Regions from separate parts of the Homo sapiens genome. Here region 1 is linked to region 2. A link is a loop called in an ENCODE intact Hi-C map of the cell type or tissue named here. Cell type or tissue: endothelial cell of umbilical vein. All regions are shown on one strand. Links, peaks and the distances in the headings refer to the core of each region. The heading gives the core; the rest is flanking DNA.

What was found. Peaks named below come from ENCODE experiments on the same cell type or tissue, not always from the same donor. Only the 100,000 strongest peaks of a DNase experiment are listed, where the experiment ranks them.
Region 1: a loop joins it to region 2, with 4 times the contacts of the local background. A loop is called at or near these places in 1 of 110 quality-filtered maps.

What each region holds. Positions count from the first base shown.
Region 1 is chr5:137,693,410-137,700,552 of GRCh38, reverse strand. It overlaps KLHL3 (kelch like family member 3), which reads left to right. Exons shown (of 15, transcript NM_017415.3): 4 at 2,145-2,266. Among named protein-coding and RNA genes, the nearest start is that of KLHL3, 39 kb to the left of the region's middle. RefSeq lists a silencer at 4,887-5,087 and an enhancer at 3,315-6,275. In endothelial cell of umbilical vein, for the core only: a CTCF peak has its summit at 4,333; DNase peaks (open chromatin) are centred at 3,972 and 4,422; H3K27ac peaks cover 2,104 bases.
Region 2 is chr5:137,626,088-137,633,230 of GRCh38, reverse strand. It overlaps KLHL3 (kelch like family member 3), which reads left to right. Exons shown (of 15, transcript NM_017415.3): 13 at 4,794-4,934. Among named protein-coding and RNA genes, the nearest start is that of MIR874, 18 kb to the left of the region's middle. RefSeq lists an enhancer at 2,273-3,023 and a silencer at 3,410-3,579. In endothelial cell of umbilical vein, for the core only: a CTCF peak has its summit at 3,507 (motif pointing left); a DNase peak (open chromatin) is centred at 3,460.

The sequences.
Region 1 (7,143 bases), core at 3,096-5,595, 66 kb before region 2:
TGCACATATATAAAAATATTTTCTTACAATTCCAGGCGTTTCCATTTATTTACCCCAAAGTTACAAAACCCTAACCTGACTTTCAACCACAAATTCCACAGGCAGAAAACAGTCAGCCCAGGCTCTGATTTACACTGCTGTGAGGGCTTCTGAATCTCTTGGTTCTTACAGTCCGGCTGCTCTATTTTTTAAGTCTTATTTTTTGAGGGCTAACTCCTTAAACAAAGAATTGGCTATCTTTGATTATCTTTTGCAGTGTAATTACCAACTGGACCCTCATCAATGAACTTTTTAATAGCTTAACTTCTGATTTCCTTGTGTATGCATGTTTTTGTTTGTGTGTCTCAATAAACTCAAGAGAGAGATTGTGGATCCTGTCTTATGGGTGGAGGAGTAATATACTGTTTTTCCCTTGTTTCTTTACCTGTTCATTCTGCCCCAGGGCACTGTGCTGAGGCCTTTCACAGGCTTTCACTGGCAGTCAGAGAAGAGAGAACAGGGTGGAGGGTCTCAGGTCCACCTGATCTGGCAGTTAAGGGAGCAGGCGGGGTTTGGAATGTCTCCCCCGCTACTTTTCTCTCCGTTCCAGTCATTCAGCTCTAGAACTGTGTCAGGATGGGACTTTGGATTGGTGGAGGAATCATGTGCAGTCCGTGCAGCTTGGAGGTGGGTGTCTGCAGCCCACATGCTGTACTGTACTTTATTTTCTTGGCTCTGGTGTATGAATTCCACAGAGAGAAAACAACTGCCCAGGCTCTGTTTTCACACTCACATTGAGGCTTCTGGATCTCTTGTTTCTTGCAGTTAGGTTGCCCTTTATTTCAGTCTACAAAGACATGTGTTGCCTGTCTTTCCTGAAATCAGCAGCCCTTGTTGAATGGGCCTGGCTTTCGATAAACCCGTGTGTTGTATATAGAGTGCAGGCTGAAGGCAAGGGGCCTCAGGACCGTGGAAATGTGGTGCTGCTATTGCCGTTATTTACAGCCCTGCCTTCTCTCTTTTTTGGATTATTATCAGGGCCTCCAGCTGTTCTCCCTGCATGTGATCTAGCTTCCACCCTGCATCCAAAATTTCGTTCAAAAATGCCCATCTGTTGATGTCATTTCCCTGTTGAAAACCTCTCAATGGTGCTACACCTGGGATAAAGTCCCAGCTTGACTTACAGGGCTTGTCAAGCCCTGGCCCCATCTACCTCTCCAGCTTCCTTCTTCTCACTGTTACTCCATGTACCAGCCACACCAACCTCTCGCCATTTCACCAAAATTTATTCTTTTGGTACTTTCTTCTCTTTGCACGAATGGATCCCAGATTCAGCTCATCCTTCCTCACCTTTGCTGCCTGTAGAACTCGTCCTCATCCTCTAATACCTCTCTCAAATGTGACCTCTTAATAGGATGCCTGACTGGAGTTCCCAGGAGAGATTTGTTGCTCCCTCCTCTGTGTTCTTGGGATTTAGTATAGCGTAGTGGTTACAAATATGGACTCTAGAGTCAGACTCCCTGGGTTTCAACCCAACTTGGCCTTTCCTAGGTGTGTGACTGTGGGCAAAATGAATTACCTACCCTCCTGTGCTCAGTTTCTTCATCTGTAAAATGGCAATAATATTAATAAACCTCAAGGTTGTTGTGAGGATTAAAAGACTTTAAAGTGCTTAAGTGTGTGGCCATAGTTAGCTCTCAAGAAATGTTACTTATTATTGTTGTTATCACAATACTTTGTGTATAACTGTCTACTAAGCTCTTATCACCTCTGTTTATAAACACTTTTGTATATCTGCCTTACTAGACTTGTGTTCCTTAAGGACAGGTGCATATCTTGTTCACTTTTTCTGGCCTTGTATATGGAAGTTTACAGTAAATGTTGGTTAAATGAGTGATTGCACACAGATTTGCCTTCACAATGGAAGTGGGCAATAGATAGAGTAAGGAATGCTTAAGGCTGGGTTTGTAGGTGATCACAGACCCAAAGCTGATGTGACCTTGATGTTACCTGGTTTATCCTCTTCTGTGCCTGAATCCCTTCTGCTGCCTCCTGGAGCCCAGGAAGTGCTTTTATGTTTCCAAGACAGGGCAGGAGACCATCTGGAAGGTAAACATATCCCAGGTACCACATTTATGTCATTTTGTTTTTGTTGTAAACTCTAGGTGACATGTCTGAGAGTAAAGCCAAAAAGATAGAAATCAAGGACGTGGATGGGCAGACGCTGAGTAAGCTGATTGACTACATCTATACTGCTGAAATCGAGGTGACTGAAGAGAATGTCCAGGTAAACTCAGGCTCACTAATAGCTCAGTGTATTGCACACTCAGGACCCACCATTTTACAGCGTTATTTTATTTAACCCTCACAACAATTCAGTTGGTTACTGAAGAGGAAACTAAAGCTCCAGAGAGGTCAGGTGACCTGCCCTGGGCCACATGGCCAGGAGGTGGTCGAGCTGGTCCTCAAACTCATGCCTTCCTGGCTTGGGCACCCATGCTTTTAGCCACTAGGCCATGATATCCCTGAATGAGCCTGGGCCCCGGGAGTAGAAGATCTTTAACTCATGTCTTCAAAATCTTGTGAAGGAAAAGCTGGGAGCTTAGGTGACTCCTATTCTCCCCAGGTCATCGTCTCATCTCAGAATTCAAACAGGTGAATAACTTTTGGGTACTAACAGTAAGTGCAAAGTAATTTGGCATAAAATGAGTAGAGGGGAGGTAGTAGAAGTCTATAATTGGAACCAGCTCTCTTTGCTCTTTTCATCATGTATTTATTTAATAACTTTTTTTTCCTGTAAAATACAAAGTGTTTACAAACTTGGATAATTAGAAGATATTCTACTCTGGATCCTTATTGCCTGGTTAGGATTAAGAGGTACATAAAGCAAGGTACAGTTTATGTGGACATAATGTTCACTGTTTGGTGGTCCTGAGTCCAGAAGCTTCTGTCTTATGAGGTTGGGTTATGTCACCCTCCCAGCATGTGGATGCATTCACCAAACTGAAAATTCTCTGAACCTCATTGTTTGGGGACTTTTAATCTCTTCACTTTAAACTGTGGTTAGGTCAAGGGTGATGTTGGAGAAAAAACAAGAAAGATTGGCAAGGGGCTGGGCATGGTGGCTCACACCTATAATCCCAGCGCTTTTGGAAGCTGAGGCAGGCAGATCACCTGAGGTAAGGAGTTCGAAACCAGCCTGGCCAACACAGTGAAACCCTGTCTCTACTGAAAAGACAAAAATTAGCTGGGCGTGGTGGCAGGTGCCTTTAATTCCATCTACTTGGGAGGCCGAGGCAGGAGAATCACTTGAACCCAGGAGGCGGAGGTTGCTGTGAGCTGAGACTGCACCACTGCACTCCAATCTGGATGACAGAGCGAGACTCTGTCTCCAAAAAGAAAAAAAAAAAAAGATTGGGAAGAAGAGAGTTTGGATAAAAACATGGATTCTTCTTCATGCTGTTATGTATCTGCTGAGGCGGTTGCTCACAGGTTGTCTGTGAAGACAGGAGGTATTGAGGATTTGGTGCACCGAGGAGATGAGCATGGAGGCACTGGGGCTTTCCTGAAAGCCTTAGAAACAAGGGTCAGAGATCTGGGGCTTGGTTAAATGGCTGTGAGAGCTACACCTGGAGTCCCTTCCCAGGCACACGTACCTTGGAGGGACCCTGAGTTCCTGTTCCGTGGTGGAGGTACCAGCAGTCATACTTTTATAAGCAAGCATGTGCCCATCAATTCACATGCATTATTCCATTCAATTTTTATAATCACCCATTGGACCATACCAATATGATTCCTCCTTTACAGCTGAAGAAACTGGTGCTCAAAGGGGTTAAATAAACTGCCACGGTCACATAGAGAGTAAGTGGTAGAGTTGGAAGCTGAAGCCAGCCCCCTCTGACTCACTGTGCTCTGTGGCTATGATGAATTCTAGTTTCTCATGAAATGAATGATCAGAACCTTGACTTTGGCTCATAATTATTTACAATAATAAAAACTAACATCAACTGAGCACTTCCTATGTACCAAGCACTGTGCTAACTGCTTTAAATTTTTCTCATTTGATCCTCATAACAAACCTTATTGTCCTCATTTTATTTTTGAGGAGACAGAGGCATTGAGAGGTTAAGTAATTTGTCCTCAGTTGCATGGCTGGTAAGTGGAGGAGTCAAAATTCAAAATGACGCTTAATCACAGTGCTGTTCTGCCAGCTTTCCTGTTCATCTATATACCCCCCCACCTCTTTTCCTTTCTTTCTTTATGTGGCACTGATTCTGTGCCAGACCCACTGTGTGATTGGGGCAGAGACCCTGGGTGGCCCCAACACCTGCGCCCCCTGGCTGATGCCCTCCCTCTGTGCATGGCCCTGCCTCCCTGCAATTCCAGGAGAAGGTGCTTTCTGAGGCAGGGCATTTCCTTTTGTTTTTGCTAGAGGAAGCAAACTCTGTGGCAGGATATCCTCTGCTGTGTTTTCATGTTATCTGAGGAAGAAAAAAAAACAAAACGGGGCCTGCACATGAAAAATGGAGGGGAAGCCATTGCAAGCTGAAGGGTAACCTGTAGACTCTTGCTGGGGGCCATTTCAGGGCCTGTTTTCCAAGAACTGTAATGCTGAGGTGGCAGAAGGCAAGCTAGAAGATTTTTGACTTACGGTAATCTTCCATCCTGATGGGTGGATTTGGCCAACTACTCCTCTGATCTCAGCCTCCTCCCTCCAGGGACCAGGCAGTACTGCCTTAGTTATTCTATGAGGATGGTCTTGCTTCAGAGCTGAGGACCTGCACTTGGCCTTTTGTTCATAATCTTGTCACTGCTGCTGCTTTGAAGAAGTAGAGTTTCAGGCAAGATAAGAGAAGAGGAAGTCCTCTCAAAGCCCTGTTGATGTGGGGAGAGGGAACTGAAGACAGTCATTTCATGGATGTATTGCTCTTTTTTCTTTCAGGGCCTCTGGGAATGTATTTTGTACTTGTGTCTAGATCCCAGAACCCCATTGGATGGGGCCCTAATTTATCCCTGAGACCCAGAGTCTGAGCAGTGATACATCTTCCAGCCTCCAAGCCTTCCCTTCAGCATTCTGATTTCCTTGACTTTTTTTTCCCACACTTTTCTGTATGAAGCAAGTAGAAGGAAGAAAATGGCCTTTGACTCTAAGCTAGTCTCAGAGTCAAAGAGAGGGAAAGAGCAACTAGAGAAACCAGAAGGCCCATTCATTTTAGGAAGTCGGTTTGGGAAGGCTTTTGGGTAGGAGTGGACTCAAACAGGATAAGGGGTGTGGAGAGGTAGAAAGCCTTATAATTTTTGCCTACTAAGTGGGTATTGTGAACAGTAGGGAAGTTGAAAGCCATGTGGGTAGCTCTATCCAGGGAGGTTTTAAAAATGGAAAGTGTAACCTAAGGAGTATATTCAGGAAATATTTATTATTTCATTTCTCTGGCTGGTTGTCATGAGCTTGAGAATTTAAGCACCACACTGTGCTGCTGTCTCCTTGGAAGAGGGGAAGGGGGAAGGGACTGTGTGTCACTGGCATGATCTTGTATATGCGTATGGGGTTGGGGAGCTCGCTGGAATGCAGTCTGAGGGCAGATTGGACTCTCAGAAATCCTCTTGGATGGTGGGTGGTGGGGAGAGGGTTGCTGTTGAATTCCTGCCTCTTCTCACATCTGGCCCTTTTGGAGTTTACCACACCTCTGAGTAGGGTTTGTGCTGGCCAACATTTGATGGCTTCCTCTCCCTCAGGGCTTCTGAGGGTCACTGGTTAGAGGTTACTCCTCCCTAGGATGAACACCTATCCTATTTTGCCCAGAAGCGAGGGGCCTTCTGAGAGGGGGACTTTCAGTGGTAAAAATGGCAAAGTCCCAGGTAAATCAGCATGATTGGTCAACCTATGGCCTTGACACCAGTCTTAACTCTAGCTGATACTGGCCAGGGGGTGTCATGGAGGTCATTTGGAGACTGGGAGCAGAGCTTTTTATTCCTGGTGTGCATTCAGCAAGAATGGTTAATGGATCCCCATTTGACTAGCAGGCAGAGACTAATCTGGTCCTGGAATCTGTTCGGCCGGGCTGAGCAAGCTCACAGGTTAATTGAGTTTCCCAGTTTATGGCTGCTTAGAGGAGATGATGGCTGCTTAGTGGGGAGAGAGTTCAGGTGGTTAGATTTGGATCCTGGCTGTGTTCATTTATAGTCCAAAACTTTCAGAAGAGGGTGATTTTATCTTTTTCTTTCTCAGGAATGTATTAGTGGTTCAGAAAATATCACAGACATGGTGTTAATTTACTGTTTTCCTGCTGGGGATATAGGATAGTGGAAGAGAGGATGGAGGAAGGGAAAAGGAGCACGTTTTCTAGAACTCAGCTGTCGTGAGAGAGAAGTGTAAGCCTGTGGGTAGGAGCAGCTTTCCTTGTTGAGCGTAGGCATTTGGCTCAGGAGTTCGAGCACTGATAGTGGTGGCTCTTGGTGGTTATTGTCTGTGGGCAGGGATAATGAAGGGTGACCGACTGTCCCATTTTTAGCCCTGAAAGTCCTGGGAAACCCCCAGTCCTGGAAAAACTAGGACTGTTGGTAAACCCAGTGGAGGGACAAAGCCCCCAAATGGGCAGTGGGGCAGAGTTTTTGGCCTGAGTACATAAAAGTGATGAGAGTCAGAGCTGAGGACTCAGAGCTGTCTTGGGAGAAAGAGTCCAGAATTTAAAGCACTTAAAAAAAAAAAAAAGAAGTCTTTTTCAAGTGTCCTGAATCAAGAAAACAAATGCATCTGCAGCCCATATCTTCCTGGGCAAGCCCTTGTGGCTGGGAACAGCTAGAGTGTAGCTGGCTCAGTCACTCTCTCAGAGCCAGGGCAGCAGCTGAGAGCAAAGGCCTGGGGCAAGGGGATTATTTTGGGGTGAAGTGGATGCCAGGGTCCCCAAGATAAGCAGCCTTAAATCAAGCTATTCTGTAGTGTGATTTTTTTTCTAAATTTCTTTTTGGAAAATCATTCTCAGACTACCTGCTGCTTCCATAGGTGAAGGGCAGGGTAGCAGAGCTGGAGTGGGACAGGACTTTGGCCTTTTGTCCTGTATGTTTGATCTAGAGGCAGGCTTCAGCAGCTGAGGGAAAGTCCTAGGGAAAATTGATAGAGGTTGGCTGTCTGAGCACCCAGCGGGCCTGCTCAAGCCAGTCTTC
Region 2 (7,143 bases), core at 2,098-4,597:
CTCGGCTCACTGCAAGCTCCGCCTCCCGGGTTCCGCCATTCTCCTGCCTCAGCCTCCCGAGTAGCTGGGACTACAGGCACCCACCACCATGCCCGGCAAATTTTTTGTATTTGTAGTAGAGTTGGGGTTTCACCCTGTTAGCCAGGATGGTCTCAATCTCCTGACCTCATGATCCACCTGCCTCGGCCTCTCAAAGTGCTGGGATTGCAGGCATGAGCCACTGCACCCGGCCTTTTTTGACTTTTTAGTAATAGCCATCTGTAAGATGATATCTCACTGTGGTTTTAATCTTCATTTTTCTGATGATTACGATGTTAAGCATTTTTTCATATGATTATTGGCCACACTGGCATGCCTTATTTTGAGAAATGTCTGTATGTATATCCTTTGCCTGCTTTTTAATGGGGTTGTTTTTTCCTTGTTGAGTTGTTGGAGTTCCTTGTATATTCTGAACATTAATCCTTTGTTGGGGGGCATAATTTGCAAATATTTTCTCCCATTCTGTAGGTTGACTGTTTGTTGATTATTTCTTATGTTGTGGAGAAGCTTTTTTTGTTTGTTTAATTAAGTCCCATTTGTCTATTTTTGTTTTTGTTGCACTTTCCGTTTGGCATCTTAGTCATAAATTGTTTGCCTAGGCCAATGCCCAGAAGAGTTTTTTCTAGGTTTTCTTCTAGGACTTTTATAGTTTCAGGTCTTATATTTAAGTCTTTAATCCATCTTCAGTTAATTTTTGTATATGGTAAGAGATAGAGGTCTAGTTTCATTTTTCTGTATGTGGCTAGCCACATACAACACCATTTATTGAATAGAGAGTCTTTTCCCCATTGTTTTATTTTTGTCGACTTTTTTGAAGATCAGCTTGTTATAGGTATGTGGCTTTGTTTCTGGGTTCTCTATTCTGTTCCATTGTTCTCTGTGTCTATTTTTGGTACCAGCACCATGCTGTTTTAGTTACTATAGCCTTGTAATATAATTTGAAGTCAGGTAATGTGATACTTCTGACTTTGTTCTTTTTGGTTAAGATTGGCTTTGGCTATTCGGGCTCTTTTTTGGTTCTGTATAAACTTTAGGATTGTTTTTTCTAATTCTATGAGGAATGATGTTGATAGTTTGATAGGAATTGTGTTGAATCTGTAGATTCCTTCAGGGAATATGGTCATTTTAATGATATTGATTCTTCCAATCCATGAATATGGGATGTTTTTCCAGTTTGTGTAATCTGTGATTTCTTTAATCAGTCATGAGTGGGTATTGGTTCAACAACTTAACATTTTATTTTACCTCCTCCTCCTCCTTTCATTTTGCTGTATATAATCCTACTAGCACCTTTGCAGCTAGACACAGTACTTTATAAGTTAACCTTTCCTGGGGGATCACTAGAGAATGGATGAGATAATACGCTCCTCCTCATCATACCTTATGTTTCTATGAAGGTGTTTATATCTTTTGAAAGTTAAGGCTTACTATGTGCCAGGCACTGTCCTAACAAGTACTTTTTATGCCTCAATCCATTTAATCCTCACTGCAGCCCTACGAGGTGGATACAATATGAATTGCACTTATCAGATTTAGAAAGGAGGTCTGCCAGTGGTTGAGTAATTTGCCCAAGGTCATATAATTAGTAATGCTGACTCCAGAGTTAGCTTTTTAAATCCCTAAATTATCAGTCTTATTCCTCTGAAGTAGTAGGACAAGTCTTCAGTTGACAAAGCTGAGCTTGCCTGTCTGGAATTGAAAGCCAAGCTATTAGTGTTCATGTCTGGAGATAACTTATGTCCCCCACTCCCACTTTTCCTCACTTCAACCTATTCCCCAACATGTGAAGAAAATGACTTTTCAAAAGGTTTTCCACTTCTACTTTTTGTCAGAAAACCAGAAGCTCTATGATCCTTTGGGATTTTTCAGGAAGCAGAGCAACAGCCCCTTCTCCCCTGCTTTGTCTTCCCATCCATTGTCTTAGAGGCCCAAAGGGAAGGGTCTGAGGGCAGACAGAGGCATCAGTCCACTGGCTCTTTACTGCTGGTTCCTGTGGTCAGTGGTGACTGATTACCAATCTGATCCTGGCGGGAAGACTGTGTGACTTCTGAGAAGGGAAGCCACATTCCCGCAATGTTATTCCTTTCTCTCTCTCTCTCTCTTTTTTTTTTTTTTTTTTTTTGTATTTTTGGAGATTGAGTTGTGATCTCGTTTTATAGTACCAAACATATGACCACTTCCTCATCATTCTTTAAAAAGTATGCTATTTTAATATTTTTAAAGAGCCTTTGTGTGCTCACTGGTTTCAAAAATAAAATCTGCATGATTCCATTTAAGAAGTGTTTGTGTTTGGAGTGCTATTTTTAGAGAATTTTTGTCTCTGCTGATTCTGACAGGTTGGCCCTTCCTGAACGTGGGGCCATTGCCTGGAAGTCAGGAGGCCCGGGACTTGGTGCTGGGTCTGCTGTCATTTGCCATATGACCTTCCTTGGGCAAATCCCTTCCCTTATTCTGGCCTCTAATTCCTTATATGTGAAATGAGTGGGTTGTAGGGTTGTAGTAGGTGTTCCCTAAGAACCAAGTCGATCCACAAATCCCATGATTCTTTTCCCGTCATAAACCTCTTTCAGACATTTTGGTTTCTAAAGTTTTGGTAGAGTCTTCGTACTCCCTAGAAATCCTCTGTTGTGACGTAAGGGTGAGAGCTCAGCATGCCTGGGGCAGCACACCCTGAGATGTGTGACTGCTCCTAGGGCCGAAAGCCTGGGGAGGCAGCCAGGCACGAAGTTGGAGGGCAGACCTGCCTTAGGAAGCTCAGGCTTGTCTCTGTGGAGGGAGCCGCCTTTGGAGACTACAGCTGCTTTGTCTCTGCCACGCTGCTGAAATGGTTATTGCTGGGTGGACATCACCTGGCCCTAGTCCTGTCTCTTACCTACACTGGAGGACCTGGAGGGTGACACCTCTATTGCCTGGGAGTCCAGTGTCCCTGGGAGGCACACTGACCTTGATTTAGGAAATCAAAACCAAGCCTTTTTCCTGAGGTTACTGTCAGAGCCCTGGCCTCAGGCTCCCAGGTCAGCCTTTCTTCAGTGCTTCACTTTCGTAAGATTTGGGCAAGTCTCACCTCTGGAGTTGGGAACCCACATGCATGTCGAGGTGGGTGTTTTTGGCTGAAGACCCAGAGACCAAAGGCCCTGGCCTTTGGCTGCCTGAGGCCCTTTGAGGTGCCAGGAGCCCCTGTGGCTCTAGGTCCAGGAAACGGCTGCATGAATGTTTATGGATGAGGCTGCACTAGGGCAGAGGCAGAGTTGCCTGAGTGCCTGGAACGCAGCTCGCTTCCTCAGCAGGGTGTGGGCAATGCCACCAGATGGTTAGGGGAAAAAAGAGGCCATCTCTCAGGGAATGCGTGTTCCTGCTGAGCATGGAGGAAAGGAAGGTGAGGCAGCTTTGGAACTCAACAAATTTTATTAAACCTGTCAGTTAGAGAGAGCCATTGTTGGTACAACAGCACCATCTGCTGTTAGTTTAGAGCAACTGCTAGGAGCTACTAGCATACCTGCATAATTGCTGGGAGGGATTTTATTAATTTATATTTTTGTTATTCAAGCAATATCTCTTGAGAACCTACTGCTGTGGAGCACAGGGAAGCAGACGAGGACAAGGTAAAAACAGTCCTCATCCATATGGAGTTATAGTCTACAAGTCTGGTTCTTGGGTCTGAAACCTGACTGCACATCCCAGTCACCTGAGGAACTTTCTGCACATCCCAGTCACCTGAGGAACTTTTTCTGACTCCTGACCAGTGTGGAATCTGTCTTTCAAAAAGCTTCCCAGTCGATTGAGATGCAGCCTGCCCATGGAGTGGAGAAGTCTGTGGTCCATGTGAACTACTGATCTAGTACAACTCTTTCCCTTTACAAATAGGGAAACTGAGGCCCAGAAAGGGGAAGGGTCACCCAGTGAGCAAGTCAGAGAGACAGGTCCAGAACACAGGTGTCCTAGCTACCAGGTCAGTTGCACTTTCTAGATACTGTGCTGTCTTCCTTCTTTATGGCTTTCATCTTCTTGTTGTATAAAAGGATTTTAAAAGATTATACTAAAACTTGTAAACGAAGCAATTCTAGCACTCAGCTCAGGCTGATCAACACGGTGAGTGATCTGATAATGCCCTCTGCAGTACAGGAGGAGAGAAGTGGGCAGAAAGGTCAGCTTCTGCTTACACGACCAGCAGGGAGGCCTCCCTGATGATAATTTCAGCACTTTTGCTGTGTGGCTAGTTTCAATTTTTAACTCTTTTTACTCAACTAATATAAGGATGAGTAAGTAATACAGCATTGTAGGAAAACTAGGCAATATAGATAGGCAAAAAAGGAAAATGAATGTAATTTACCACTCAGAAATAATTATTCTTAATATTTTAATGGATTTATTTCAGTATTTTTTGTCTTTTTTTCTTTGCTTATGAACATCCTCTCCCGTATGTATGTATGTATGTATGTATGTATGTATGTATGTATGTCTGTCTGTCTGTGTGTGTGTATATATATATATATATTTTTTAATGTTTTTTAAAAACAGAATTTGGGTCACATTTGCATTATATTTCAAAGTTTTGAGGTTGCTAGTCTTATGAGGAGGCAGGTAGGGTGTCATTATATTTGTTTTACAGATGAGGACACTGAGGTCCAGGGAGACAAAATGGCACTCCCCAAGTCCCCTCACTGGTCAGGGCTGTCCAGGACTGGATGCCAGGCCTCCTGATTTCTGGTTACTGTAGTCAGCATGAGGCTGGGATGCTGTGCTCTGCCTTTCAGGGGTTGGAGTGCTTAGCGGACAGCTGTACGCCACAGGTGGGCATGATGGGCCTTTGGTGAGGAAGAGCGTTGAGGTTTACGATCCTGGAACAAATACCTGGAAGCAAGTGGCAGACATGAACATGTGCCGGCGCAACGCAGGTAATGACTGCTCTCTCCATCTCCCCTTTGGGGGTTGTGTGCCTTTTCTCCCTGAAGACACTGGCTCTAAACAGCAGGGAGATTTCCCAGGGTCTGGAGCTGAGCGTATATCCTGAACAGGGAGTGTGCATTTGCCAGGTGGGCTCTTGATTAGAGGAGGGGAGAAATTGAGACCCCAAAAGCTAGCTGCAGATCCTGCAACCTAGATGCAGAGGATCCCCTTTCCCCGCAGTGAAGGGTGATGACTTTTACCGCACACAGATGAGCACAGACCTGGGAAAGTCCTCTGGTTGCCATCAGTGCCCGCTGCCCAACAGCTTTAGTAGGTAGCTAAGGACAGGGCTCTGTGGACAAGGGCCAGACAATGGCACTTGGTTCTATCTTTTCTTTGCCAGTGCCTGGCTAGGAGAACTTCTCACTTCCTACTTGAAAGCAGTCTCCTTCCTTGCAGGGACAGTTGGACCCTTGATGAGTTCTCCTTTCCTTATTGCTTTCTTTGTATTCCTGTCTTTGCTTTCCTTCTTGTCTCCTATGCCTTCCTGTAGGAAAGATTTACTGTAGTGTATTTAGGTTTATATTTCTTGGAGCATGAGGCCCCTTTTAAGCTATTTCCTTTTTGAGCTTTGCCTTGTGGGTCGTGTACTGTGTCAGTATATCCTTTATGCCTCTTTGCTTTAGGAAAGTGTTGGCTTAGCCCAACTTCCCAGGCTGGAAGGACACACAGGTGACTTTCAGGCAGATCCATTTTCATTATTCTCATATTACCTGTTTGCTAAGCCCATTCGTGGCTGACTTGGAAGTGTAAACCGGGGGGGGGGGTGGTGATATTTACTAATTTACTCATTGCCTAAGCCTGCTGCCAAGTTCTCATTTGGCTTTAAGCCACATGAGCAAAGAATTACAGGACCCTTAAGGCAGCTAGTCTATCTAGAACCTGGGAATTCAGTTTAGATGTAAATGTGTGTTTGTATAAAATTCATACATAGATATTTCTATTTTTTAATAACAAAAATGGAATTACACTATAACACTATTTTATAACCTGTTTTTTAAAAAAACTCACTTTACAATCTCTCATGAACGTCTTATTACAACACTAAACTTATTTATATGATATTATTTTAAATGACTATATCATAATTTAAACAACCAATCTACTATTGGACACAGGTTATTTCCATCTTTTCTATCCTATAAGTAATACTTGAGTGATTATAAATGGTCTTTATAGCTAAATTAGTACACACATTTAAAATTATTTCTTTAGAATAAAAGGCCAGAAATGGATTTTTTTTTTTTTGAGACAGGATCTCGCTCTCTCAGGCTAGATTGTAGTGGCATAATCTTGGCTCTGCAACTCTGCCTCCTGGGCTCAAGAGATCCTCCCACCTCAGCCTCCTGAGTAGGTGGGACCACAGTTATGCGCCATCACGCCTGGCTAATTTCTGTATTTTTTGTAGAGACAGGGTTTCACCATGTTGCCCAGGTTGGTCTTGAACTCCTGGGCTCAAGTGATCCATCTGCCTTGGCCTCCCAAAGTGCTGGGATTACAGGTGTGAGCCACTGTGCCTGGCCAGAAGTAGAATTTTTTAATCAGAGGAAGCACATGTATTTTAGACGCCATCCAGGAGGGTGTCCATTTTTTCGTCTCACCAGTATTTGAGAGTACCTTCAGCAACACTGATAATTACTACTTTTTAGAGTATCACCAATCCCTTAATCTAATTTTGAAAAAATACACAACATATTGGACTGTGGCCTTTGAAAGTCTTAATGAGCAATAATTCATTACATTTTCCTATGCCTTAGACCCTGCTGTATGAGACCTTGCCCAAAATCCATCTCCCTTTGAGATCAGAGTAGGAGCTGTTCTGCATCCCTGGGAGTTGTGTGTGAATGTAGACCCAGTCTTGTAAAGGGATTAGAGACATAACCATCAGCATCACACAGTGTGAATATAACATAGGGCTTATCAGGGAAAAACTTAGCAGCAGAGAAGGAGTAGCATGCATGAAGTCCCCTGAATTGTCTTATTCCCTAGCTCAGGCCTGGCACAGGAGGTCTGTATACACCTTTCCATTAAAGAGGGGTCTGTGCCCATATGCTCTACATACTTATAGTATAGGTATGTGTGTGGCGGGGGGCATACACGTTATAAGTAATCAAAACTCCCTGGTCAGAGAAATGATCCTGTTAGGAAGAAGGATCC